Regions from separate parts of the Homo sapiens genome. Here all the other regions are linked to region 2. Evidence: read pairs that join two places in POLR2A ChIA-PET (ENCODE). Cell type or tissue: B cell. All regions are shown on one strand.

Region 1 (4,000 bases), 270 kb before region 2:
TAAACCAGTCTTCTCCACTCTATTTATTTTAGATAGCAACATCCAACCCTTCTCATATAAATCCCCAAACACCTCCTCAATATAGGATCTTTGCATCAAACTCAGTACTGACTAGATGTATAAAGGAAAGGATTATAATGAGACACTTTCTACAACACATGCAAACAGTACTCATCGGAATTCTTAAAAACATTAATGAGTATATCATAGTCATGATTGTAAAGAATATCAACAAGAACAATAAAAGCCTAATCATTTAATCAGGTAAGTTTCTAATAATGATAGGTGAGCATGGTATACAAAATTTTAGTGTGCCTTTTATAGAACAGGATGAATCAGTGTCCCCTTAAATTCTCTTGAATCACTTGAACCCAGGAGGCAGAGGTTGCAGTGGGCAGAGATCGGGCCACTGCACTCCAGCCTGGGTGACACAGTGAGACTGTGTCTCAAAAAAACAAACAAATAAACAAAAAACCACAAACAAAAAAACAAAACAAAAACCTTTTTCCAAATTAAAAACTAAGACATATGGTCTGATAAGCAGAAGCCTACTTTTAGAGAAAAGAAGATAGGATTGTCACTTAAGAAGCTCTAAGGTGTTACCTAGAAATTAAGAGTAGGTAACAAAATACTATCTTAGATTAAAGCTAATAGGAAACAAACAAACAAAAAAAAACTTCAAATGAGAGCAGACATCTGAAAAGTAACCCAACTGAAAGGTGATGTGAAAATATGATAATGGGAATAAAGTACTCCCCTTCTCAATTTTTTTTTTTTTTTTTTTTGAGATGGAGTCTCACTCTGTCGCCCAGGCTAGAGTGCAATGCCACCATTTTGGGTCACTGCAGCCTCCACCTCCTGGGTTCAAGCAATTCTCCTGTTTCAGCCTCCCAAGTAGCTGGGACTACAGGCATGTGCCACCACAGCTGGCTGATTTTTGTATTTTTAGTAGAGACAAGGTTTCACCATGTTGGCCAGGCTGGTCTCGAACTCCTGACCTCAGGTAATCCGCCCAGGTCCCAAAGTGCTGGGATTACAAGCATGAGCCACCACGCCCGGCCTGCCTCCTCAATTTTTTGATGGACCACAAATGTATTCTCAGTACAAGGTGAACAAGACAGACATGGTCCCTGCCCTCATGTAGCAGATTAGTCCAGTGGGGGAGATACACATGAAACAAGCACACATGTAACTATATAATTATAACCACTGGATGAGTTTTAAGGAAAAGTTCCAGAGGGGCAATTGGTATATTCTAGAGAAATGGGGCTTTCCTGAAGAAGGTTCTATCAACAGTTCAGAGACTCACTCAATCTGATCAAGAAAACCATGGTATACTTGGATTAGAATGTAAAGAAATCAGTACAGTTACCTTTTTATTTTCCAGCTTTTCTGACTCACAAACTCCTTTCAAAGGAATGTATTATCTTAAAAACCTCCCGGGAAAGAAATTTTAAAAATAATTTTGTCATTTTTCTATGATTTATGATACAGAAGAGACTTTAGCTAAAAGACATTTTATTTTACATTAGTACATTAAAAATTAATTTAAAAGTTCACTATGAATTTTAAGACAAATTCATATTATCCCATCATACAAGTGACCCACACTATTTATTTCAATTATTCAAGAAAAAGTATTTATTTAAAATTGATATATCATGTTTAGTAGGAAGCCATATATGTGTGTGTGTGTGTGTGTGTGTGTGTGTGTGTGTGTATGTGTATTTTTTCTTTTTGATGGGGCGGGGGGGCAGGCGGTGGGATAGAGATGGGGTCTTATTATGTTGCCCAGGCTGGTATGCAGGGATCCTCCCGCCTTGGCCTCCCAAAGTGCTGGGATTACAAGCATGAACCACGGCACCTGGCTTTGGAAGCCACAAATATACTGAGATTATAATACACAAAACAGATGAATACTTTTCATGACCTAGGATTTGGAACACTTACATGTTTGAACCTAAAAACCAGACTTGATTAAATGAATTATTTTCATGCCTTGCTTTTAAATAATGAAATGGATTAACAAATATTGGGTCATTACTTATTAGCACTTCTTTGCAAATAATATACTATGAATGTAGATAGTCTTTATTCCCAATAAATCAAACTGGATATAATATAGATAGATAGATATAGATACGGATATGTGTGTAAAAAATGTATATACATGTGGTATATACATATTTTGTGTGTATGTATGTAATGTAACATTTTTAAACTTTGTTTCTTGAGGCCCTAGAAACAATTTGATGTGCTGTGTAAGAACCATGGCCAAACAAAGACAAATCATGAATTTGGTGAAGGTTGTCTTGAGGCATTACAGAATTATCATTTTTATCCTCATCAATTTGAATTTCAACATTAGTGTTCTTTATGCTTTATATAATCCAGTGATCCATAATAGATGTAAACTTAATAAAATACAATGAAAAACTGTACCCTGGTCAAAGCTATTATGATAACCAACTACTTGAACAATAAATGGAATGACCAAGTCATAAGCATGCTCATTAGCGCCCTGCCAGCAGGTAGACTCGATTTATACTCAGAGGCTCTCAAACTATTCCATTTAAGAAGGGCGGAAAGACCTAAGTAATTATTTCATTTATTAACTTCTAAAAAATAGAAAAGTCATTATCACTTTGTATGACATGAATCTCTTGGAACACTGAAAATCTCTGAGGATTCAGAAGTCACTGGCTGGGAAAAGATCCTGTATACTACTTGAGATGGTAAATTAAGGATGGTCTGTGTATAACCTCCGCAAAGACGAGCCAAAGACCACTCAAATCAGGATATTTTAAAAAGACTAGATGAAATACCCATGCCTACCACTAGCAAACTGTACTTTTTGATGCTAAGAAAACTGATACAAATATTATACTCACTCTCTTATGATTTTAAGAGAACTGATAAGGTATATTTCAGAACTCATAAATGACAACCAGATTCTGATATAATGGGGACCTTTACTAATATTCTGCCACCTTGCAAAGGCTTGCCTAAAAAGTCAGCCTCACTCTTTTTGACATTGCTTTAATTTTAAATTTCTATAATATCACATCAAATTTTTTTTTTTTTTTTGAGACAGAGTCTTGCTCTGTCGCCCAGGCTGGAGTGCAGTGGCGCAATCTCAGCTCACTGCAAGCTTTGCCTCCCGGGTTCACGCCATTCTCCTGCCTCAGCCTCCTGAGTAGCTGGGACTACAGGTGCCTGCCACCACGCCCGGCTAATTTTTTGTATTTTTAGTAGAGACGGGGTTTCACCGTGTTAGCCAGGATGGTCTCGATCTCCTGACCTCGTGATCCGCCCGCCTCGGCCTCCCAAAGTGCTAGGATTACAGGTGTGAGCCAAAAAAAAAAAAAAATTTTTTTTTTAGGTCAGGCACAGTGTCTCATGCCTATAATCCTAGCACTTTGGGAGGCTGAGGCAGGAAGATCACTTGAGCTCAGGAGTTCAAGACCAAACTAGGCGACAGAGCGAGACCTCATCTCTACAAAAAGTAAAAAATTTTATTGTTTTTTTTAAGAGACAGGGTCTCGCTCTGTCGCCTAGGCTAGAGAGCAATGGTGTAATCATAGCTTACTGCAGCTTCAACCTCTGCGGCTCAAGCGACCCTCCCATCTCAGCCTCTTGAGTAGCTGGGACTACAGGTGCGTGCGACCACACCTGGCTTCCAACACGCTTCACACAACACAATAAAGACTCCCTCAGAATCAGAGTGAAGGAGCACTCTGGGTGATTCGTTAGTCCCTTCCCAACATCAACTTGCATTTGAGGAGCTTACGATCCTCATGAGGACACATGACCTTGGGCAGACTTATATAAACGTTCTTAGAGTTCCTATAAGAACTGTAAGTTTCTATAACTTTTCTATAGTTCTTATAGTTTCTATAGCCACTAATAAAAGTAAAACACTACTCTAAATGGATAGAATATCAATGTTCTTCTAAAACTTCTTAAACTAGAAACTACAGGTAAGAGGCTGGGCACAGTA
Region 2 (4,000 bases):
CATTTTACTTCCAGATGAACCGGTCGATCAAGGGCACCGCCAGAAAACCCTGTCAGTGCTGGTGTCTCAAGCAGTCACGTGTGAGTGCTGCAGGTGGCTGAGAGGGGATGGACAAGCCTCTCTGGCTCCTGCTTTCAGACCTGGGATATAGGGTGTGCCCTGAAGTGGGTGATGAGGATGCAGATATGCTGGTGGGGTAGGAACGGGGAGTGTTCTTGGCAGGCTTCTAGATGGGGAGGGCCGGGAGGTGAGTTCCAGTGTGATGTGGTACAGAGAGTTCATGACTAAAGATGGAAGAACTGAGGTCCAGTTCACTTTCTGCCACTTATCAGCAGTGTAACCTGATTGTAAGAAAGAGCTTTAATTTTGCTTTGTTAGCATAGTTATAATCTTATTTATTCTGAAGGATGTTTCTTAATCTCATATTCAGAAACATACCCTAATTTGTCATTGAAACACTGCTATAAGATTGAGTCTCAGTTTCCCTGTCTCTATAACAGAGGGAGTAAAATTTGTCCAGTTAATCTCACTAAGTTATGAGGGCTAGCACAAAATTAGCAGATAAAATTAGCAGGAAAGTACCAGGCCCCTACTCAGTGCTCAATAAATATTTACTGAATGATTAAATGGGGCCCTAAGGGACTGTGATAGGAGGGGAAAGAAGGTGCCTCTCTTTCTTTTTTTGAGATGGACTCTTGCTCTGTCACCCAGGCTGTAATGCAGTGGCAAGATCTCTACTCACTGCAATCTCCGCCTCCCGGGTTCAAATGATTCTCCTGCCTCAGCCTCCTGAGTTGCTGGGATTACAGGCACCTGCCGCCATGCCCAGCTAATTTTTGTATTTTTAGTAGAGACGGGGGTTTCACCATGTTGGCCAGGCTGGTCTTGAACTCTTGACCTCAGGTGATCCGCCCACCTTGGCCTCCCAGAGTGTGGGATTACAGGCATGAGCCACCGTGCCCAGCCAGAGGGTGCCTCTCTCTCTCTCTCTTTTTTTTTTTTTTTTCCGAGATGGAGTCTTGCTCTGTTGCCCAGGCTGGAGTGCAGTGGCGCAATCTCGGCTTACTGCAAGCTCCACCTCCCAGGTTCACGCCATTCTCCTGCCTCAGCCTACCGAGTAGCTGGGACTACAGGTGCCCGCCACCACGCCCGGCTAATTTTTTGTATTTTTAGTAGAGAAGGAGTTTCACCGTGTTAGCCAGGATGGTCTCAATCTCCTGACCTCGTGATCCACCTGCCCCGGCTCCCAAAGTGCTGAGATTACAGGCGTGAGCCACCGCGCCCGGCCAGGGTGCCTCTCTTACATGGATTATTTATTCAGCAAATATTTATGGAGCACCTCCTATATGCCAGGTGGTATGCTAAGGCAGCAGTCCTTGGTGGGGGCGGGGTCCTGTCTAGAGGAACAGGAGGCAGTTAAGAGCTGTGGTGAGCAAGGAACAGGTCACTGTGGAAATACAGGACAGAGAAAGCTTCCTAGAGGACACAGTCCCTGAGCTGTGGTTTGAGGGTTAAGTCAAGGTGGAATTTTTGAGAGGCCAGGCACGGTGGCTCACGCCTATAATCCCAGAACTTTGGGAGGCTGAGGCAGGGAAATTGCTTGAAGCCAGGAATTCAAGACCAGCCTGAGCAACATAGCGAGACCCAATCTCTATAAAAAATAAAAAAATGAGCCAGGCGTGGTGGCACACATCTGTAGTCCCAGCTACTCAGGAGGCTGAGGTGGAAGGATGGAGCCTAGGAGTTGGAGGCTGCAGTGAGCTATGATCGTGCCACTGCACTCCAGCATGGGTAACAGAGTGAGCCCGTCTCAAAAAAAAAAAAAAAAAAAAAAAAGTAGAAGAGAAAGTTCTAGCCCAGGGAGCAACATGAGCAAAAATAGGAGTGTGTCAGAGTTTGGTGTATTAGAGGAACTGCCAGTTGTTCATACTGGCTAGGCAGGGCCTTACATTTGAGGGGAGAAGGGTGAGAGATTGAGCTGGGTGGAGGAGGACATGAAGGCCTTTGGGTGCCATGATGGGAGGTGGTGGAAGGTTTTGACCTGTCCACCTTCCTGTTTCCTCCTTGAAGCTGAGGCATACGTCAGTGGGATGCTCTTTTGCCTGGGTATATTTCTCTCCTTTTACCTGCTGACCGTCCTCCTGGCCTGCTGGGAGAACTGGAGGTAAAGTGGAACTGCTGGGCCTCCCCTGGTCTGGGTGGTTTGGGCAGGTGTGTGGGGCAGATCACCTGGCAGGATCTGAGCCAGCCTAGGGTAATCTACACCATCCATAGCAGATGATGGTGGGGCTGTTAGAGTCTGTGGCCCATGAGCCTCTCTAGAAACCATCCCCTCCCCTCAACCTTCTTCCCAAGCAGGGAGATCCCATGTTGCTCCCCAGCCTGTGAGGAACCCTGGGACAAAGGGTGGAGGACAGGGTCATAGCGATGAGAGTGGAGCAGAGAGGTAGAAGGAAAGTCAGCCCCATACAGAGTGATCCTTGTCCTGTCCCATCTGGGTGGCCTGTGGGTTCTGTCCATGCAGGCAGAAGAAGAAGACCCTGCTGGTGGCCATTGACCGAGCCTGCCCAGAAAGCGGTACCTCCAGGGGGCCTGGGTGGGGCGGGCACAGTGTGCTTTGTGTTTTGGGGGGTGGTGGTGGATGGTTCCCTAGGGGGTTGGAGGAGGAAGGGCTGGGGGTTTCTGGATGTTCAGATGGGGGTAACACTCCACAGATGGGAATGAGGCTGGGATATGATGTCCATGCATCCCTAACATGCACACCTCAGAGGCTGAGGTGTTGCTTGGTTTATTCCATGTCTAGCGATGGTGTCTGCCTGCCTTGGGCAGTGTGGCCCACGGTCTCTGGGATTATTAACCTTTCCTTCTCTCTCTCTTCCACCCCTCCCTCTCTTTCTGTCCTCCCTCCTGCGTGGGACCTTCTCTCTTAGCTTCTCTCCTTGGTAAGCTCCAGGTGCTGTGGGCAGAGGAGCTGGAGTCCAGAGTAGGGGAGGGAGGGTGCAGCACAGGGCTGTCTGGAGGGCTCGTGGGCGGGCCAGTGTTGTCTTTGTTGCTGGTAACTTAGATGTGCCTGTTCTTGAACTTTCTCTCTCCTTAGGGAAGACAAAGGGTGGTGCTGTTTCCATGGGAGAGGCAGGCAGGGGGCTGGGGCGGGTGGTGGTGGCAGCAGTGGGGTGTGTTTGCCTGGATAGGTGCTGCTTCTCGTCTGCTGGCATGGCCTCCCTGTGGCTGTCTTCTCTGGACCTTTCTTTGTTCTTCTCCCTGGCTCTAGGCCTCTCTCTTCGTCCAGTGCTAACAGACCTTGACTTCTCATTGCAGGTCACCCTCGAGTCCTGGCTGATTCTTTTCCTGGCAGTTCCCCTTATGAGGGTTACAACTATGGCTCCTTTGGTACGTGTCAAAGCCAGCACCGTGCTTGCTGGGGACATGACCTTGTCTCCTTAGGCCACCACCTCCGAGGCGGTAAAGTGGGAGCCACCTCCTCCAGCCCCCACACCCTCTGCAGATGCTCAGAGCCCCTTTCCCTGCGGCCTCTCCTTCCTGCCTCACCACTGATCGTTCCCCACAGAGAATGTTTCTGGATCTACCGATGGTCTGGTTGACAGCGCTGGCACTGGGGACCTCTCTTACGGTTACCAGGGTGAGTGGGCCAGGCTGGGAGGGGCGGTGTGGTGCAGGACGGTGTTGTCTGGGTAAAATGTCACGGTGGGCGGTTGCCTCTTCTGCCAGATGCTGGAACCTGGGAAGGGCCTGCTGTCTTCCTAACCCCTCTCTTCCCTCATCCCCTCCTCCTTGGCCCCAGTTCCCTGGTAACTTTCCCTTTCCTTTGAAGGGCACGACCAGTTCAAGCGGCGCCTCCCCTCTGGCCAGATGCGGCAGCTGTGCATTGCCATGGGTAGACCTGGGGTGGGGGTAGGGCTGTTTTGCCAATCAGTGCCTGCCGGCTCCGGTTGACTGCCGGCTGTGGGGCCAGAAAGATTCTATGTGCATGGCTTCCCCA
Region 3 (4,000 bases), 160 kb after region 2:
GAGCCACCTTGCCTGGCTACTTGCCTATTTTTGTAAATACACCTTCATTGGAAAACAGCCACAATGGTTTATGTATTGTGTGTGGCTGCTTCTATGCTACAGCTGCAGAGATATGTGGCTGTTAAGAGAGGTATATGACCCACAAAGGGTAAGATAGTTACTCTCCGGTTGTTTACAGAAAAAGTTTGCTGTCTTTGGGTTAGAGCAGTGATTAGATTTAAATGGAAACATAGTAGGGGGTATCTAAATACAGTGTGTTCTGAGACCAGGGGAAACCCAATTTCCTAAGCACGAACTTAGAGCAGTGTTTTTTTAAACAACAATAACATTATTAGTAACAATAACAACATAACTTATTATGTGCCAGCGTCTGTTTTAAGCACTTTGCATGTATTACCTTATTACCTTTTCCTTTGTTTTTTGTTTTTTTTTTTTTTTTTTTTTTTTGAGACAGAGTCTCACTCTGTCACCCAGGCTGGAATGCAGTGGTATGATCTTGGCTCACTGCAACCTCTCTCTCCCGGGTTCAAGCGAATCTCATGCCTCAGCCTCCTGAGTAGCTAGAACTACAGGTGCCCACCACCACACCTGGGGAACTAATTTTTGTATTTTTAGTAGAGAAGGGGTTTTGCAGTGTTGGCCAGGCTGGTCTCAAACTGACCTCAAGTGATCTTCCCACCTCCACTTCCCAGAGTGCTGGGATTACAGGCGGGAGACACCATGCCTGGCCCATGTATTACCTTTTCAACCCTCACTGCAACTCCATGAGTTAGGTACTATTATTATCCCCATTTTACAGATGAGGAAATCAAGGCACAGAAAGATTAACTTCCTGTGGATATACAGTTCTATTCTAAGTGGTGTTGCTAGAATCCACCTCCAGGTATTCAAGCTCTAGGGCCTGTACTTTGTTCTTTGTTTTTTTTTGTTAGTTTGTTTTTTTTGAGATGGAGTTTCACTCTGTCGCCCAGGCTGGAGGGCAGTGGCGGGATCTCTGCTCACTGCAACCTCCGCCTCCCAGGTTCAAGTGAATCTCCTGCCTTAGCCTCCCTAGTAGCTGGGACTACAGATGCGTGCCACTGTGCTTGGGTAATTTTTTTGTATTTTTAACAGAGACGGGGTTTTGCCATGTTGGCGAGGCTGGTCTCAAACTGACAAGTGATCTCCCCGTCTTGGCCTCCCAGAGGATTGGGATTACAGGCATGAGCCACTTGTGCCTGGCCATAGGGCCTGCACTTTGAAGCACTATGCAATTATTTGGAGTGAAAGTTTCTTTGAAATTCTGACGAGTTATGATCTAGGCATACAAAGTTTGCTTATAATTCAGGTGGTTCATGGACTTGAGAGCAGGGTTCACAATTCTTGCATCTCTAGGAATACATGGATCTCATGTTAAATGCTGGACTTTGCTTATAGCATAGGGTGTTTTTTTTGTTTTCCATATTTTTGTTTTTAGAGACAGTCTTACTCTGTCACCCAGGCTAGTATGCAGTGGCTCCATCATAGCTCACTGCAGCCTTGAACTCGTGGGCTCAGGTGATCCTCCCATGTAGCTAGAACTACAGGTGCATGTCATGTGTCTGGCTAATTAAAATAAATTTTTTTGTAGGGATAGGCTCTCACTGTGTTGCCCAGGCTAGTCTTGAACTCCTGGGTTCAAGTGATCCTCCTGTCTGGGCTTCCCAAAGTGCAGGGATTACAGACATAAGCCACTACGACTGGCCTCTTTCTTTCTTTCCTACTTTCTCTTTAGAGACGGAGTCTCACTTTGTCGCCCAGGCTGGACTGCAATGGCGTGAGCTCGGCTCGCTGCAACCTCCAGGTTCAAGTGATTCTTCTGTCTCAGACTCCCAAGTAGCTGGGACTACAGGTGCACGCCACCACACCCAGCTAATTTTTGTATTTTTAGCAGAGACAGGGTTTCACCATATTGGTCAGGCTGGTCTTGAACTCTTGACTTCAGGTGATCTACCTGCCTCGGCCTCCCAAAGTGCTGGGATTACAGGTGTGAGTCACTGCACCTAGCCATGAATGGCCTGTTTCTTAAATTTGTATACATTTGGTTGCTGTTGTAAATGGAGTCAAAGGTTTTTCTAAGGATGTTTATAAAAACTTTCTTCGGCCCAGTCCAGGTGTAGGCATTCTAACCTCAAGCCACCATTTTCTCTTCCTGGGCTATCTCAGTAGCTTCCTAATTAGCCTTACTGTTTATAAAGCAGATCATGTCAGGGCTGTGCTTTTAGTCCCCCCGCATCCCCAGTATACTCAACATAACACCCTTGATGGGATTGCAGGGCTCTGTGACCTGGCTCTTTCTACCAGTCACATTGGCCTTTTTTTGTTGTTTGTTTGTTTTTTTTTTGAGACCGAGTTTCACTCTGTCACTCAGACTGGAGTGCAGTGGTGTGAACTTGGCTTATTGAAGCCTTGACCCCTTGGGCTCAAGTGATTCTCCCACCTCAGCCTCCCAAGTAGCTGGGACCACAAGTGCATACCATCAGGCCTGGCTAATTTTTGTATTGTGTTGGTAGAGATGGGGTCTTGCCGTGTTGCCCAGGCTGGTCTTGAACTCCTGGGCTCAAGCAATCCACCCACCTCAGTCTCCCAACGTGCTGGGATTACAGGTGTGCATCACCATACCTGGCTATACTGGCTTTCTGACAGTCCCCAGAGCTACTGGTTGTCACAGGTCCTTTGCACCTGTGCTTCTTCTGCCTGAATGCTCTTTCTCCAGTGCTCTGCATGGCTGCCTCCTTTCACTTATGCAGGTTTCAGTTAACTGTCAACATTGCTGAGAGGCATTCCTTGGCCATAATTTTTATTATTGTTATTATTATTTTGAGATGGAGTTTCACTCTTGTTGCCCAGGCTGGAGTGCAATAGCTCGATTCCTTGACCATCATTTCTAGAGGAATGCTCTTCCACCCTGATGTTCTCTAGCTCCTACCTCATTTACTTCCTTCTTGCATTTATCAGAAGCTTTAATTTTTTGTATATTTATCTGTTTACTTCATTGCTGGCTGTCTCTTTTACTAGAATGTAAGCTCCATAATGGCAGTGACTAGTTTTTTTCTTACTCATGGCTCATAGTGACTGGTACATAGGAGGCACTCAAAAATATTTGTGAAAAATGAATAAATTAGTCTCTGGCCAATCAAGTTCCAGGCAGTCCTTTGAAAAAATATTTTTTCTTTCCTAGTTCCCGGGTATGTCAACCTCCAGATTTTCCACTGAGATGGCTCATTGGTGATGCCCTTCTGGCCTGGGCTATTACCAGCTTAAGCATTGATGTCATTTGAATATTTATTTAATCATTTCTGGGGGTTCTGGTGACATGTTCCAACGGTTATGTCATTTATCTTTTTTCCTGTACGTGAGATAGCTCTTTTTTTTTTGGACAGGATTTCACTCTTGTTGCCCAGGCTGGAGTGCAATGGTGGGATCTCAGCTCACTGCAACCACTGCCTCCTGTCTCAAGCGATTCTCCTGCCTCAGCTTCCTAAGTGGCTGGGACTATAGGCACATGCCACCATGCCCGGCTACTTTTTGTATTTTTTATATAGACGAGGTTTCTCCATGTTGCCCAAGCTGGTCTCAAAGTCCTGAGCTCAAGTGATCTGCCCACCTTGGCCTCCCAAAGTGCTGGGATTACAGGCATGAACCACCATGCCTGGCTGAGATAGCTCTTAAGTCAGTACATATATCTCCACTGTCCTTCAGTTCTGTGGCAAAAGAGCTTTTTGAAATTCTTGATTTCCAGAGTACAACAAAATTTTTGTTTGTTTGTTTGTTTGAGATGAAGTCTTGCTTTGTCCCCCAGGCTGGAGTATAGCCTTGACCTTCTCAGGCTCATTGCTGGCTGTCTCTTCTACTAGAATGTAAGCTCCCACCTCAGCTTCCTGGGTAGCTGCATCTATAGGCACATGCCACCATGCTAATTTTCATATTTTTTGTAGAGATGGGTTCTCACCATGTTGCCCAGGCTGGTCTTGATCTCCTG

The links. ChIA-PET counts read pairs that join two places held together with the same protein. Peaks named below come from ENCODE experiments on the same cell type or tissue, not always from the same donor. Only the 100,000 strongest peaks of a DNase experiment are listed, where the experiment ranks them.
Region 1: POLR2A ChIA-PET joins it to region 2 with 9 read pairs; 4 of 35 experiments call an interaction of 5 or more read pairs at or near these places.
Region 3: POLR2A ChIA-PET joins it to region 2 with 7 read pairs; 6 of 35 experiments call an interaction of 5 or more read pairs at or near these places.

The regions. Positions count from the first base shown.
Region 1 is chr11:116,913,442-116,917,441 of GRCh38, forward strand. All of the region lies in intron 4 of SIK3 (SIK family kinase 3), which reads right to left. Among named protein-coding and RNA genes, the nearest start is that of APOA1, 78 kb to the left of the region's middle. In B cell, no CTCF peak of the experiment used is centred here; a DNase peak (open chromatin) is centred at 3,670; H3K27ac peaks cover 1,205 bases.
Region 2 is chr11:117,184,060-117,188,059 of GRCh38, forward strand. It overlaps SIDT2 (SID1 transmembrane family member 2), which reads left to right. Exons shown (of 26, transcript NM_001040455.2): 8 at 15-80; 9 at 2,071-2,164; 10 at 2,525-2,577; 11 at 3,319-3,390; 12 at 3,569-3,640. Among named protein-coding and RNA genes, the nearest start is that of SIDT2, 7.3 kb to the left of the region's middle. RefSeq lists an enhancer at 3,662-4,000. In B cell, no CTCF peak of the experiment used is centred here; a DNase peak (open chromatin) is centred at 1,902; H3K27ac peaks cover 3,426 bases.
Region 3 is chr11:117,339,100-117,343,099 of GRCh38, forward strand. All of the region lies in intron 3 of CEP164 (centrosomal protein 164), which reads left to right. Among named protein-coding and RNA genes, the nearest start is that of CEP164, 13 kb to the left of the region's middle. In B cell, no CTCF peak of the experiment used is centred here; no DNase peak of the experiment used is centred here.